Regions from separate parts of the Homo sapiens genome. Here region 1 is linked to region 2. Evidence: read pairs that join two places in POLR2A ChIA-PET (ENCODE). Cell type or tissue: Panc1. All regions are shown on one strand. Each heading gives the region's core, and the rest is flanking DNA. Links, peaks and the distances in the headings are about the cores only. Region 1 overlaps LINC02935 (long intergenic non-protein coding RNA 2935). Region 2 overlaps VTI1A (vesicle transport through interaction with t-SNAREs 1A).

Region 1 (8,338 bases), core at 78-8,077, 240 kb before region 2:
AAGTCCTAACTACTCAAGAGGCTGAGGTGGGAGGATTGCTTGAGCCTGGGAGGTCAAGGCTGCAGTGAGCCATAATTGCACTACCTCACTCCAGCCTGGGTGACAGAATGAGACTCTGTCTCAAAATAAAATAAACTGCACACATTTATGGAGTGTCTGCTCAGTCCCAGATATTGAACAGGTACTGAGGATGCAAACACTGCATTCCACCTCAAACAGGATGGACCATGGAAAGCTTGTGTTAGATTTGTGAACAGAGACAACCATGTGCAAACATCCAGGTGGACACCGTCCTTTCAAAGAAAGTAAGACATTGATTCCAGGTTTGTGCCATGTTCTGCAACTCCCGAAAACCTCATCAGGAGTCATCATTTTGTTTTGTTTTGTTTTAACCTATGGAGGCATTACTCACTTCTGTCCCCAGCCTGATTCAGCCACAGAGCTGATCCTCCCGCTCTAAAAGAGCAAAGCTTGGTCACCACTGAGGAATGTCAAAAGGAGTAGTGCTCGTACTCAGGACCATTTCCACTCTCTCCTTGGCTCTGGTGTGTTTCCTGTGTCTCCTCGTTTGTTATCATCTGTTCTTTCCTCCATGTCACTTACTTCTTCGGGATCTTCGGTCCTTAGGTCTTCGGGGCTAAAGAGGTAGCTGGTTCTTGGATGGCCTCAAGACTCTGGCCAAAGGCAACCTCACACTGACATTTCTTTTGTGCCCCTCCCCATCTTACTAGACAGTAAATGAAAACAGAGGACTTCCAAGACCAAGAAAGTCGAATCAGATCAGAGGGGCCATCTATGCCAGGCAAACAACTCCTCGATCAACAGACACACATACAAAATAGAATAGGAGCCACATGGGACTTTTTACATAGAAGTGAGCCCCCATTATTTTATAATCCCAAACAGAATCAAAGGAACAGAGAAGGAAGATAAACAGACACTGGCCCAGCTCTGACATCTAGTAGTTGTGTGTCTTTGGACAAAATTCCTAACTTTTCTTACACTCAACTTTCTTATCTGTAAAATAAAGATAATCAGTGTATCTACCTCATACTGTTGTGAAGATGCAATGAAATAATACATAAAGCACATAGCTCAGTACCTGATACCCAGTAAAAGCTCAATAAATGGGAGCTATTTATCGTCATCATTGTCATCATCATCATCACATCATTGTCATTTCATCATCATCATCTTTTCCAAGTTCATATATTGCATCCTCTTAGTGCCTTGAAGGTCTTGCATTTTGTACTTGCGATCAAAAGGGTTAACTCCCTGGAAGGTGCCTTCTAGTTCCTGGTAGAATGCACCTCTTAGAGCTGGATCAAATGACTTCAGGATTTTTCTTTCCAAGCCAGTGGTTAGGGGCTCTGACTGCTCCACCTACCCCAGAAAGGGGTGGGAGCCCATTCAGGGAGGAGCCAGGTGGAACTGGATTTTCTCCCCTTTGCTTTAACCCAGTATTTCTTATAGTTCTTTGTCCTCCCAAACAAAGCAAGAGGAAAACTTCCCCAACTTGTAAATACTATGGCTATAAACCCAGGTTATGGCAATGTGCTAAGTGACTTTCATCTGAGGAGGGCACAGAGCCCCTGTGCCCACGACACTGCCTGGCACAGAGGGGCATGCAGTAAATATTGTTGAGCAGATGAATGAAATGAATGAATGAGTGGATGAGCAGAATGAATGCAAGGCCTCTTTCCAGTCCAGAGAGTCATTTCATCTCCCATAGAGGCTAAGCCATGGGTCCTACTTCTCTCTTCCTGTTCTCTCTTCTCCACCAGCCTTTCCTTGTTTGCTACTGAGGCTAGGTAGGGGCTTGTAAGAGTTCTACCATCAATGGCTATTTCCCCTAAGCCTGAGAAATAGATCTATTCAAAGCAAATAATTGGACGGGCACCTATCAGATTATGCCAGATAAATAGTACTGAAGAGATCTCAGGTGATTAAGTATCAACAGCTGTATACAGGACTACTTAATGCATTACTCAATCTCTGTCAATTGAAAATGCCAATGAATGCATCTTGTGAAGGAGACAACCTCCTTTCTTAGACTGAAGCTCAGATGGGTAAGGTAAGGCGAATAATGGAAGGTTCTTATATATCAACTACATTTAGGACAAAGTCTTTCCATCTCTTTTGAGGACTCATGTCTGGGGCCTGAGAGATTAGAATATTAGCAGAGATCTGTCACAAAATGCATCAAGCTGGCTTGTTCTACAGCCAGTTTTTTTTTTTTTTTTTCATGAAACAGGCAAAAAACAAACAAACAAACAAAACAACAAAAAACTCTGCAGGCAAGCCGTCACAGATAGTGGACATTGCTTTGGTTGGAGAAAGCTCTGACTTAAGCACTTTCCTAGATGTAGAATAACATAATGCGCTTTGGGGAACACATTAAGCCTCTCCTGTTCCTTGGTAGCTGCTCTAGATTTGCATTATGCAATTCTGGATTGATATGTTAAGGACTTAATGACCCCTGTCTCCTTTGCAACATCTGAACTGCCTTATTTATGCTTACGGCTAGATGGCTCATTGTGTATGGAAACACCCTCCTCTCTTTGAATAAAAGTAAAAACAGCCAAATTAAGGAGGCTGGTTAACATTTTTCCAGGAATAATGTCAGCTGGGAATCCTAAACTGTAGATTCTTCATATATAAAATGACTATAATGATAGAACTGTGTATTTTTAGTTTACAAAGTATTTTCATACCCATTTTTTTTCATTTGGTCTTTAAGGAAATGTTGGGGGAAGGATAACTCCCCTTATCAGTGCCATTTATGGAGAAGGCAACTAAAGTTCAAAATGGGTAAAGGGGGTGCCGGGCATGGTGGCTCATGCCTGTAATCCCAGCACTTTGGGAGGCCAAGGGGAAAGGATCACATGAGCCCAAGAGTTTGAGACCAGCCTGGACAACAGACCCCGCTCTCTACAAAAAATAATACAATTAGCTGGGTGTGGGTGTGTACCTGTAATCCCAGCTACTTGGGAGGCTGAGGCAGGAGAATCACTTGAGCCCAGGAGTTTGAGGCTACAGTGAGCTGTGATCATGTCACTGTACTCCAGCCTGGGCAACAGAGTGAGACCCCATCTCAAAAAAAAAAAAAAAAGAATTAGCAAAGGAACAGAAAGCAGAAATGGGTGACTCCAAGTCTCATGCTCTTAATTTACTCTTTTTTTAAAAAAAAATCTAAGCGCAGACATAAAATTCCATTGTGGCAAAATAAGTGTAGTAAAAATACATTATCACCCTCTTTTTATTTATTTACTTTTTTTTTTTTTTTTTTTTTTTGGAGACAGGGTCTCACTCTGTTGCCCAGGCTGGAGTTCAGTGGCATGATCATGCCTCACTGTAGCCTCTAACTCCTGGGCTCAAGGTATCCTCCCACCACTGCCTCCCAATTAGCTGGGACCACAGGCATGCACCACCATGCCCGGCTAATTTTCTTCTTCTTCTTCTTCTTCTTCTTTTTTTTTGAGAGATGGTGTTTTGCTTTGTTGCCCAGGCTGGTTTCGAACTCCTGGGCTCAAGTAATCCTCCTGCCTCAGCCTCACGAAGTGCTGGAATTACAGGCATGAGCCATAGTGCCCACCCTCATTTTTTACCTTCTCATAAGGTGGTCATGACTATAAAAATCACCTGGGAGCCTTGGCCCTCACCCCCAGAAACACAGAAAGGTTGGAAGAGTGCCCAGGAACCTGCAGGTTGGTTTAATAAGCTCTGGCTGGTGATTCTCTGGGAAGTTCCTTGGGTAATATTCGGAAAGAGTTATATACCAGGCTTTTTCTTTGCTGACATGATTCAGGACAAACCAAGAATATTTAGTCTCCTCTTATCCTATCTCTAAAACAACCACCTCTGAAGACCAAATCTTGCTTATTCCTGAGATTTTTTTTTCCAGCAATTCATAGATAGTGACTGTCTTGAAGCTCTAGGCAAATTCAAACGTCAACTCTGTTGTGTTGTCTTACAGTGAGCGAGTGACTAAGAGACAAACAGCTTGAACACTCTCCATTCGGGGAACATTTACAAACATACTCAAGAATTCCACCCTGAACAACTGAAATTTCAGACTGTGGGTTGAAATATTGAGACTTTTCACGAGCAAATGTCTGTCTGAATTTTTCTTTACTAGTTATGCTGGAAATTCTATGGCCAGATGTCTATTTTCAGCAAGCAATCATGAACTCTAGAAAGCTTAAGCTGTGTGTGATATGAGTTACTAATTTACTAGATCAATTACCAAAGGGTTACAGTGGTCAGTCAAGAGAAATATGACAGCTAAATTCCACTCTGACTCCAGCCAGACATTTTTACAGGCCTCATTTCTAAGAGCCTGAGAAATTCTGCAGTTCCACTTTCACTGATTCATAAGTCCCTTCTCAATTACCCAGGGAGGGTGGTTACTGACCATCAGCATGCCCTTCCAACTCTGTTTAATAGTTACTTTAAATCATGGTTACTGTGCTTTTAGTTGTGGTTTTAATGTACTTAAAATGGCAGCTCTATGAATGAAAATAGATCCTTGCCTTTGCAGGGTACAGCGGCACTTCCCAACCGTGGCTAAGACCAGAATCACCTACGGGGCTAAGATCAGAATCACCTACGGAGCTCACATGTTAGAGACCCACCCCAGACCTAGTGACTCAGAACCTCCCGCGACGGAGCATGGGTGTGTTTGTTTATTTGTCCTTACTTTTTTTTTTTTTTAAAGAGCTTCCTGGGAGTCCCCACCCCACTAGCCCTCCCCCACCCTCACCCTTAGGAACCACTGATATATTTTTTTGCTTTTCATGGTAATAAGATCTACCATATGTGAAGGTCTCTCATGTGCTGGGGGCTTTGCCTGTAACACACCTAATTCTTCTAACAACTCTGTAGGTTAGGAATTATTACCTTGCACATATTACAAATGAGGCAACCTCCACCCAGAAAAATTTAAGCAAAATTGTCCTGAGCTACTAAATCCAAATCTCTGCTCTTTCTACATGAAAATCCATCATTATGTGAGAGGCTCAGGGAATCAGCAAGATGAATTAGTTTGCTTAGGAAAGTAGTAGATACATCATTGGATATTTTTCAGAAAAAAAGTCCTTCTCTCCTGCCCTCTGCTTTTTCTTTTCTTTTCTTTTCTTTTCTTTTTTCTTTCTTTGAGAGACGGAGTCTTGCCCTATAGCCCAGGCTGGAGTGCAGTGGTACGATCTTGGCCCACTGCAACCTCCACCTGTCTGGTTCAAGCGATTCTCGTGCCTCAGCCTCCCAAGTAGCTGGGATTATAGGCATGCACCACTATGCCTCGCTATTTTTTGTATTTTTAGTAGAGACGGGGTTTCACCATACTGGGCAGGGTGGTCTCAAACTCCTGACCTCAAGTGATCCACCACCTCAGCCTCCCAAAGTGCTGGAATTACAGGCGTGAGCCACTGCGCCCTGCCTCCTCCCTGCTTTTTCTTATCCCTTGGGTCTTAGATAGCATTTCTTTAGGGGTACTTTTTCTGAGTCCCTAACTCTGGCCAGCTGTCCCTTCTCTGTGTGCCCAGTCCACTCTGTACTGGACTTAACACATATTGTAATGTTTGTCTACTTCTTTGTCTATTCTCCCAGAGGGCAGATATTCAGACTCACCACCAAAGCCCTCACTAGTCATCTAGTTGAGTACCTGCCTCATTTAAATGCTCAATAAATATGTGTTGAATGAATGGATGAGTAGACGGATGGACAGATGAACAGATAGGTGAAAGGATGGACGGATAATTGATTGTGGGCTGAATTAACTGGCAAGGGAGAAAAACGAGGACATGACTAAGAACATTTTGTAATTCTTGGAATAGGAGAATCACACACAAACAGACTTTAGACTCCTCTTAGTCAAAGGGGTGAAGATTCAGGGCAAATGTAATTTTGCGCATAAATATACAGGAAACCTGTCATAACCCCAGGGGAATATTTAGGTTACAAACGAATGAATGATTTAACTCATCTATTGTTATTCAATAGTCATAACAATGCCACCTTGGTTTTATACAAATCTTTTTCCCCCAAAGGGGTTAAGTCACTCAGCAAAGGACAGAGTTTGTGACTTCCCATTTCAAAGAACGTTCTCAACTATCTGGTTATTCCAACTGTCTGAAAAGAAAGAAGGAGGAAGGAAGGGAGAATAAAGACCATCTGTATGGCGAAGTCGGAAGCTCCCTCACCCTATTGCTCCACAGTGGTTCATATAAAGAGAAAAGGTTTTGAAATAATGGCAGGTCTTCAAGAGTAACAAAGGGCACCTTAGGAAATAACGTGAAAACAATAATAGTGCAATGCGGCAAAGACAGTGGCATAAATACAGAGGAAGGGAACATAAAGAGGTCTGGATATTAGAGAAGGAAGCTCCTTGGAGTTACTGCCCTAGGACTTGGGTAGTCCTTGTAAAAGGGAGAGCCTCATATTATGGGCAGGTGTTCAAGAGCAATAAAAGGCAGATTAAGAAAGTTCCAGCCCAGCGCAATGGCTCACGCCTGTAATCCTAACACTTTGGGAGTGTGAGGCGGGTGGATCACTTTAGCCCAGGAGTTCAAGACCAGCCTGGGCAACATGATGAAACCCCATCTTTACCAAAAATAGAAAAAATTAGCCAGGTGTGGTGGTGTGCGCCTATAGACCCAGCTACTGGGGGGACTGAGGCAGGAGGATCGTTTGAGCCTGGGAAGCAGAGGTTGCAGTGAGCCAAGATCATGCTACTGCACTCCAGCCTGGGCAACAGACCAAGACCCTGTCTTGAAAACAAAAAAAAATCCCAAGCACACTGTGTGCCTACACACACACACCCGCCACACACCCACACCTACACACACCCACATCCACACACACACACATTCACACACACCCACACACACCCACATTCACACACACACACCCACACACACCCACATCCACACACACTCAAAAACCCCACACCCCCCACACACCCACCCCTCACACACACCTACACACCCCCACACACACCCACACACACCCCCTCACACACACATACACACCCCCACACACCCCACACACACCTACACACACACACCTACACACACACACACACACCCGTGCACGCACACACACCCCCATACACACCTACACACACCTACCCCCCCCACACACACACACCCTTACCTTAGTACCCATCTTCATTTCCCGCCCCACTCTTCCTTAATACTGCATAACAAGGAGTTCAATGTCAGATTAAACCCATTTTGAACATGAAAGTAAAGACTACAGCTCCCCCCCAAAACCAGAACATTTTTTCCTCATTATCACCTCATTAAGATGCCCCTAAGGTCCTTAATCTTTATATGACGATATCATACAAGGAACAGGTCCTGCATGCCTGCGATGAAGCATGACTGATATTTAAGCCCAACAACTCTAGAGCATTTGATTGCTTCTGCGTTTATTCAGAATGGCACTTTTATGCGAAGCCATAAAGTGGCGAATTTCCTATGCAGAGCTGAGAGTGTGTGAGTTGGGGCAGGTGGTGTATGAAGGCCTAGGGTAACCTAGAGTAGCTCTAAGCATGGCCACCGGAGCCAAACGGGAGACTACGTGTGACTTCCCTGTAAATTGCTGTATTCATGTTGCCAAATCCCAACGCTACCTCTGAGAAAAGGAAAGGAGGAGGAAGTGACGTCAATGAGGAAAAAAGTCAGATAAAAGCAAATTGTCCCTGACAAATATGAGTCATACACCTTTTAACCAAGTCGTTCTCAGAAAAGGAAGCCATTGTTAGTCGAATTTAACCTCTGAGACTACAAACGCTGCGATGCTTAGGAGATGAAACTTTATGCGGCGATGGAAGGACTCCCACCCACATAAATACACTCTGTACACAGAATCTCCAGTTTTGGCCGTAACCTCAAACTCATCTGCCATTTTGGCCTCTAGAAGGGAAGAAAAAGAACAGCTGTGACTCCAAGTCGAGTGAATGTACCGCTCCATCTCCATCAACTTAGCCCGTTTTTGGATGTGGGTAGTGAGTGATTCCTTAGTCTTATGAATGAATACTGCTAGGTAAATGCATCTTCAATTACCTATACTACCCACTTGTAGTTCTCACATTTTCTTCTTTTTTTTTAACACAATTATTAAGATATAATTTATATAATCACACAGTTCACCCATTTAAATCATACAATTCAATGGTCTTTTGTATATTACATTACTACTTCCAAAAAGTTGCTTCTAAGTTTTCTTATTAGAATTTTCAGTACTGCTGCTAAAATTAGGAAGAAAATAGACATATAGAAGAAAACGATAGTAGAAGCACAGAAGGGAAAGGAGAAAGCGAGGAAGGGACAGAAAG
Region 2 (8,338 bases), core at 247-8,246:
GAAGAAGAAGCACAGAGACCAACTAGGAGCCCCCCCTCCCTAAACAGCCTAAATGAGATGGGAAATGTGTGAGACTGGAGGATTGCTTTGCTCCAGGTAGTACTCAGAACGCACCAGAGCAGTGCAAGAAGTATTGCTGAGTGAGGGTCCCAGAAGGAAGGGGGAATGGTGGCGCCATGACAGGAATAGGGACATAAGGAAAGGATGATGGGATTTATTATTATTGATTTTTAATTAAAAAAAATTCTTAGGAAACTCTAGTAATGGAAAAAGAAAATTTAAAAACATAAATTTAAAATTCATCAACCTAGAAGAACTATTAATTAACATTTTGATTTTAGTCTTTGCTCTCAGGCCCTATTTCTTTTAAAACCGATGACGATAATGATAATAACAAATACCTCAATGTTTCCTGGCACTTTATTATGTGCCAGGCATTGTTGTGTGCACTTTACATGTATCTACACATTTATAAAAATTTCCATAGTAAAGACTATTGTTATCCCTATTTTGCAGATGAGGAAACTGAGGTACGGAGAGGTGAGATTCTTGCCAAAGGTTACTAGCTAAAAAGCGGCAGAGCCAGTGCGGCTCCAGAGCCTACTACCCCTTATCTACTGGGACATATGCCTCTGGACGTATACATAGAAATTTCACATGAGTAATTAAACAAGACTGGAACTGTTTGCTCCAGCAAGGATAAGACTCAGATGACAAAGTTAGATATAGAAATAAAATTTCCTAACAATGACACTTGTCAAATTCCGGAGGTAAGGGAGATTATAGATTCTTCTGCTGCACGGTGTTGTTATTTCTCGGTTCTGGTTAATGCCACACAGTCTATGCTTAGCAATACAACAATTCGAAAGGACTCCTTAAGAACACACTCACTTGGGACTCCTGTGGCATACAGTAGCTGCAGCTGAGCGCCTTCAGCCCACCCTCAATGGTGGAATCTGGTAGGGTTTGTTCATTGCTTTCAGGAACAACTGTCTGCACACCCAGAAGGGCTGTCTGACCATCTGTGAGGAAACTGGGTCTTCATAGAAGGACAAATAGTTGGTACAGTAGGAAAACCAGCCCCTGGAGGCAGATGACTTATGTAGACCCTGATGATATTTACCCGTGGTTCCCTTATTTCTTAAAATGGGAGTAACAGTATCCATCTTATAGAGTTATCATAGAAAGTGAAAGAAGATAACGTATAACAAATGTCTAGGACTGTGGCTGCTACCTACCTATCAGAGAGTGCATAAGTAGCAGTTTTTTTGGTTATTAAAAGGCATAGCATAGTATGGATTTTGAATTTCCTGGTCAGTGAAATGAGAGGGGGGCATGGGACAGTGGGAGGACTGACATATGATTGCCAATGTTTAATACTTACAAGTATTTATTTTTCTATTTACTGTAACAATGAACCTAGTTTAAGGAAATTATTTACTGCCACCAATTATTTCACAGAAGAAATGGAACTATAATAGTGTCTCACAATAAAAGTTGGCATAACAAAAACTCAACTGTTTGTTCTTACTCTTCTCATTTTACCACTAGTGAAAACTGGTTCTGATTCACAAACTGGCCTTTGGGAACCTTGTGTAGTGTGTCAAAAGAGCAAACTAAGTTCACATCCTAATTCTGTTCCTTTCTACAATATGTGAATCTGGATAGTTTACTTAACTTCACTAAGCACAGTTTGCCTCACCTGTAAAAGGGGGATAGTGATGCCTCCTTCACAGAACTGTTAAGGATAAAATCAGATAAGATGTACAATACATGATTGAGGGTCACATATGCACTTAAGGCTCAAAGAATGCAGCTGGTAGAGTTATCATTGACAGATAAGGTGTTGCATTCAAGTGTCTGACACTAGAGCAAAAATCTATGTTTAAAGGCACAAGCATGTTATTAAAGAGAAACATATAAGCAACTCCAAAGCTATTCTTTGGTTTGGTAAAAACGTTACCCATGCTGGCCTTGAAGAGGTCGTAGGACAAAGGCAATGAGTCAACTGTACAGAAATAAACTTATGCACACAAAAAGAACCAAGATTTTTAAAAATTCTCTTTGTAGCATTATTCTAGCTCAGATCCTAAATCTGTTAAGTCCAAAGAATCTATAGGAAATTCAATCACTTTATTCTGAAAGAATAAGCACTTGATTAAAAGCTGAAGAACAGTTTAGACATTGAGATTTTGCTACACTAATTTCAGGTCAGGGCCCGAGTTTATCACCAGTAAGTAAAATGTGCTGAGAAAGAGGAATGAGAGAACAGAGAAAAGAAAAAGAGATAGAGAAGTAAAAATATAAATGCAAGGTACTATGAGAGAAGATACTTTCTTCAGTGCCTAAAAATTTACAGCAAATTTTCAAGGACATTTTTCTCACAAGTCTTGAAAACTCTATACTGTTGAATTTTCAGACATTGTAGTAAGAACAATTAGAATATAACAGAATGTTTCCTGGGCAAAATGAAGGAGAAAAAAGAATGAGTTTTTAAAAAAAGCTTAAACATCTAGCCATGGCATATGTAAGAATAAACCTGTTTTTATTTTAAAAATTACATTTCTATAGCTTACAGATCTTGCATTGGCATTCCTGGTCTATTTACTCTTAGGAATCATTCTGACAGTGCATTTAAGCTTTCCAGATGTTTTACCTGTCATTCTACCAAAGACTACATTTAAAATGTAAAATATGATAGCAATGATAGGTGGCAATGATTCCCCAGGCTAACTCGAAAGTAACTCTAACAAAAATATGCATATCAGATAATATTGTGTGAATGGTCCTGGCTAGGTCAACTGCATTTAATACTGTCTGCTTTGTTTATACTACAGATTAGTTACAAAAGACCTCTTAGCAGCTCCACGCATAAGGAAGTTAACCATACTCATACTGGAAGGATAAACAAAATTCACTTTCTGAAGGAAACAATCTGAGTGCGTGTGTGTGTGTGTGCGCGCGCACGCGCGCATGTGTGTGAATGGGGGCAAATATAGGTAGTGTCGGGGAGAGAGGAAATTATTTGATTTGAGATTGTCAAACAGAATGGGTGTTAATCATCTATGCCATTCCTTCTTTTCTTTTCCTTTTTCTTTTTTTTTTTTTTTTGAGATGGAGTCTCACTCTGTCACCCAGGCTGGAGTGCAGTGATGTGACCTCGGCTCGCTGCAACCTTTCGCCTCCCAGGCTGAAGTGATTTTCATGCCTCAGCTTCCCAAGTAGCTGGGATTATTAGCTACTGCACCTGGCGAATTTTTTTTGTATTTTTTAGTAGAGGTGAGGTTTCACCATGTTGGCCAGGCTGGTTTCGAACTCCTGGCATCAAGTGATCTGCCTGCCTCGGTCTCCCAAAGTGTTGGGATTACGGGTGTGAGCCACCACACCTGGCTTATGCCATTTTTTTTATAAGCACTTTGCCAGCATATACAATGCAGCGGAGGAGCCAAGGTAAAGTAGTAACATATCCTGTAAATTTTTGTCAGTGGAGCTCTTAAGCTATAACTTTGTTACATTCCTGAGGCATTGTTCATATACTTTTAGAAACAAATGTACAATTAGTGATCAATCATTAACTCTTCAGAGGTAAAAGGAAATAGAATCATGATTTCTTTTTATTCTGACTGAATTTTGAAAATCTTAATTTTCATTTTTACAGATTGCCGACAGTTTGAACGAATAAGACTTTCTGCTCAAAGGTATAGAAAAAATACACACACAGACACACACATAAATACACACATATGAAGAGAGACATTTAAGTCTCCTAGTGATACTGTGACACTTTAAGACAGCCAATTATAATAATCAAATTTTGTGAAAGTCAATGAAAAGACCCATTTATTGGACCCAGTTACAACATAAATGGTCACTTGTTTCATGACCATTTTCATTATTATCTGAATTCCACTGTATTTAAACTCTGTCTACAGAGTTAGGAAATGAACAGTTTGTCCCTGGATGGCTCTCCATCACATGTCAGGATCGAAGAAAAATTACTTTCCAGGAAATCAGCCAGAGCTGTGTTCTGATGTCGAGTTTTACTATTATAATTTTGAATGAACCAATTTTCTCCTTTGTTTTCTTTCTTTTGGTAACATGGCATGCTTACATGAAGAGCAATTTCTTTTCGGTTGAAGCAGTTGCTGTCTCACTAAATTACATATTATATGTCAATGTTTTTGCACACCTTAGTTCTTTTCAAAATTTGTTTGTAATGATTCCATATACCATTTTCTATTTCCCTATTTTTTTTTCCAAACAGGTGGGCATTATAGCCATTTAACTCGTATTTTTTATTAGTTATTTGTTTTTCTGGTGTCCCTTTTAATGACCAGCAAGGACTAACTGGAGTTGTGGAATCTTCAATAGCTGCTTTGAGAATCCGTTAATTTTGTGAATTTCCATAGTACATTTTTATGCATACGTCCTCTACTACACTAAAGTACTCTGAAAGTGAGGATAAAATTGGTTTCATTTCAGGATCCCCGGCCCTGGCATACAGACATTAAATATTTACTAAGGAAATGAATAAGCAGAAGAAAGAAGAGAAGAAAGGAAAGAAGGAAGGAAATAGATGTTTATCTTATTTGAAGTTAATAAAATATTAAAAAGCATGAGTGGTAGATGATTATTTAGTGGCTGCTGGATTTTATAAACTTAATTTTTGTTGCTTACTTATTTTGATTTCTCCAATTCCTTTTGGTCAGTTTTACAGATAATCAAGTGGCCATACGCACAGATCTTGGTATCAATGGAACACTGGTTTCACCTGTCTTCACAACAGACCATACGTAAAATGGCTCAAATGATGAGCCGTGCCAAGCCATTTCTGTTCACTTTACAAATTTAAGAACAATCAAGGTTTAAAAAATTTTAAAAATAACCTGCAATCTTTCTTTTAAATAAAGCAACTCCTTGGTTTGGTATACTACAGAATATTTAACTATTTTCAGTCACACAGAATTTATCATATGAAAATAAGCTTATGTTATATGCAGGTAAATGCTCACACTTCACAAAGAGGACATTCATTTCTTTTATAGATTTGTGAAGGTGACAGATGAGTACAAGATTCAATAACATAACATTTCCTAAATCAGAAACGCTTGTTGACACACGATATAGCTATGCAGTTTTGGTAAGAAGAAGAGTAAGAGAATGTGGCTTTTCTTTCTGAAACACAAGCTCACAAGGGCTGGAAGTGAAAGCCATATGAATGGGAGGGTTGTAACAGGGAAAGCAAAATCAGAGCATTCAATAAAAGGCTTTGGTACATAAACCCTGCCTCTACTTCTCTAGAGAGAGCTTTTCCATGAGATAACCAAAATAATGAAGCAGAGAGGTTGGCAAAATGTTTGTGCCTTTTCAAGTCCAAAATACATTGTATATCATACGCGGCAGTAATTAGAAACTAAAACCACTGCATTTGGTCCCCAGAAAACCTGCCACGTTATGGCATTGGTTGAAAATATCTGAATATCCTGGCTGATACCAAGATCCCAGCTGTGCCTAGTGAAAAACATTGTCATGCATATGAACAGGTGGACTTAAGCATACCCTTGGTTCAGATGTAGCAAGGTGATGTCCATCTGGGAATTTTTATTTCTGTTCATACTCTAGACACATCCCAAAAGAAGATGAGTCAGTGATTGACTGAGTTTGCCTACAAAGAGAACCCCATGTAGATTTCACCAGAGTAATTTTCTTCCGTAGGCTTCTGAAACAACCACGTTATTATGATTTCCCTACAGAAAGCCCAGTCAAAGGTTGCAGAAGTTGTTTGTGCTTCACCCTCTCTAAATGACTTGCAAATTTATTCAAACACAATATGAGAAGATGCTTTATTTGTTGAAATAACTGTCTGCAGTGTCCCGCACTAAAGGGTGAGGTAGATCAAGCAGAAACATGGACAGAAATACATTGGTTTCGAAACCCATAAATCCTTATTTGAATCTGCCAACCTGAAAGCCACGTAGAGCCCGCATAAACTATTTTTCCTAAATGCTACATCTGATTAAGCCATACCATTAAATGACAGCTGAACTTTAACATTAATATGATATTATTTAAATAACCACATCATTTTTTTTACACTAAAAATGATGAATGATTTCTGGACAGCTCAATTGACATAAAGCAGGAGGACTCTTTAATGAGATTTGACAAAATGGAGACATATGCAGAATATTCGTTACAGCTCACGACGCAGGAGCCCTCCCAGGGAAGCAACAGAGGTTTTTCCCTCCCCTTCCTTTCTTTTTTATTGTCTATAGGCACTGAAGCATTCCTTTCAATTGCTACTACCCTTCTCTCTGAATTCTGAGTTTTTCTTAGGCCATTTACATAGTACTCTTAATCACAGAATTTGATGGCTTATGATTCTGAGTTGGGAGTCGGGTTCAAGGAAATGAGGGGAAATGTCACATTATACTAGCCTTGGCTGGAAATGTCCCAGGAACTTTAGGCTTGCTACTGGTCAGGCTGCTTAGAAAATGTTATCAGCCTTGAAGACCAAACCACTAGACATTTGATTGGTTCTTATGCAATAAGTCTGTAACACGGCAAACATACTTTTAGCAAACTATTGTATATGGATATGTGATCAGACAAGACTTTAGTTATTTTTAGATGGTTGTCTCTATAGTATCAACTATAAAGATTTCCTTCTTAAAAATTCCAGTTAAGCCATTCCAGAGGCCATTCTCAATGTTTCTCGTTCACTTTTCTATCCACAGTTCCAAACTGACAGTCGTGCTAGATGATATTTTTATGTGGTAGATTCTGAATGTGAAATAATTTCGTGCTGAATGTACTTATAAGAACATTACCTACATTCATTCATCTATTTTCTCATACTATTTAGCATATTTTCCATCAATCAAGGTAGAGTTACACATATAAAACATGAACATTTGTTTCTTAGCACATATTATTCAGATAATCTTGACGTTTTATAAATCATCTTTAAGTATATACATAAAACGGAAATGTTTCCCCAAACAGCGTCACTTAAAGAAATGAAAACAAGGCAACAGAGAGCAAAGCTAATGGCAAATGTGCTCCTGAAAATGGTAGGTCTGCATTCCCTCCATAAGAAGAAGGCCATCGAAATAGAAAATAAAATCAGCCTGCTGCTGCCCATGGGGCCTTCCTCAGGCTATGAAAAAATACTTCATGTCTAACCCTAATTTTTTCCATAGCTTGAGGTTACCCCCCTAGCTCAAGCCTTCTCTCTAATCTGTGTTAGTATGTGTCCCTGTCCAAACAAGAGTTAACATCAGTGCTCTGTTATTTCAAATGGGTCCTGCACAGGGTACTAAGAGCAGAAGCTCAAAAGCATGTAATATGCCCCATTGCAATTGAATGAAAACATAGTATTTTAAAAAAACACACAGAGAGAAAGATATGTCCCTACCTTGCTCTTACCTTCGCAACATCCCTGTCAGAATCCTGGAGCTTTTTCCCAAATTAGCATCTGTTTCCCGAAGCTACAAGAAGAAACAAAACAAAACAGAAGTTCATGCAATTAGATTATTTCTAAAGTGCATGGCAAGCGACAATTTATTTCATGATAGAAAATCCAAACAATAAAAATGTTCAAATACACAAAAATAAATACATTCTGACAGCTACACAAACTTGGAAAATTCTTAAATTTGGAGAATGACACGTGAGAGGTAATCTTGGGAGCTTTAAGCTGGATACTAGAACTGGACATAAAAGCAAAGCACAGGCTGAAAAAGTTTCATATACATTTGGTAATTCATCTCCAGCTTATGAATGTGCAAAGTCCTAAAAACATATAAACAAAAATAAAATGAAGTGAGGAAAGATGACCACCAATAATTCTATAGTTTTCACTCTAAAAGATGAACATACTCCAAAATCTCCCTCAGTGACCTTCTCCTCTATAAGAAGTAAATAAAATACCTACCTGGGAACATTCTGGAATGGGGACATAGAGTCAGCTGCTATTTGCTCCATCTCACCCTCTTCCTTTTCCTTTCCACAGACCTTATACCCTCTTTCACCTTACACACATATATCTACCTAATTGCTATTGTTTATGTCCCAATGCCTTTCATTTATGTCTTCATTTACTGAATATGTGAAAAAACTGTATCAATTGTACTTACTCTTTCACGTGCTCGCTGTATCTTTTCTCTGTCATGACTAAGGTTTTCCAACATCTCCTGACCAATTTGCTCTACGGAAAAGAAAATTTGAGTGAGGAAAAATGACTTGGAGTGCATATGAGAGTAAATCTCAGAAATACTAAAATGGCATAAAATGTTAAAGTTGCATGCATGCATTATACATCAGACACATATTTCAA

The links. ChIA-PET counts read pairs that join two places held together with the same protein. Peaks named below come from ENCODE experiments on the same cell type or tissue, not always from the same donor. Only the 100,000 strongest peaks of a DNase experiment are listed, where the experiment ranks them.
Region 1: POLR2A ChIA-PET joins it to region 2 with 10 read pairs; 3 of 35 experiments call an interaction of 5 or more read pairs at or near these places.

Annotation. Positions count from the first base shown.
Region 1 is chr10:112,912,002-112,920,339 of GRCh38, reverse strand. All of the region lies in intron 2 of LINC02935 (long intergenic non-protein coding RNA 2935), which reads right to left. Among named protein-coding and RNA genes, the nearest start is that of LINC02935, 25 kb to the right of the region's middle. RefSeq lists a silencer at 4,533-4,733 and an enhancer at 6,779-7,279. In Panc1, for the core only: no CTCF peak of the experiment used is centred there; DNase peaks (open chromatin) are centred at 429 and 4,479; H3K4me3 peaks cover 381 bases; H3K27ac peaks cover 745 bases.
Region 2 is chr10:112,668,089-112,676,426 of GRCh38, reverse strand. VTI1A (vesicle transport through interaction with t-SNAREs 1A) reads right to left here. Exons shown (of 8, transcript NM_145206.4): 6 at 8,139-8,209; 7 at 7,429-7,490. Among named protein-coding and RNA genes, the nearest start is that of MIR4295, 38 kb to the right of the region's middle. In Panc1, for the core only: no CTCF peak of the experiment used is centred there; no DNase peak of the experiment used is centred there.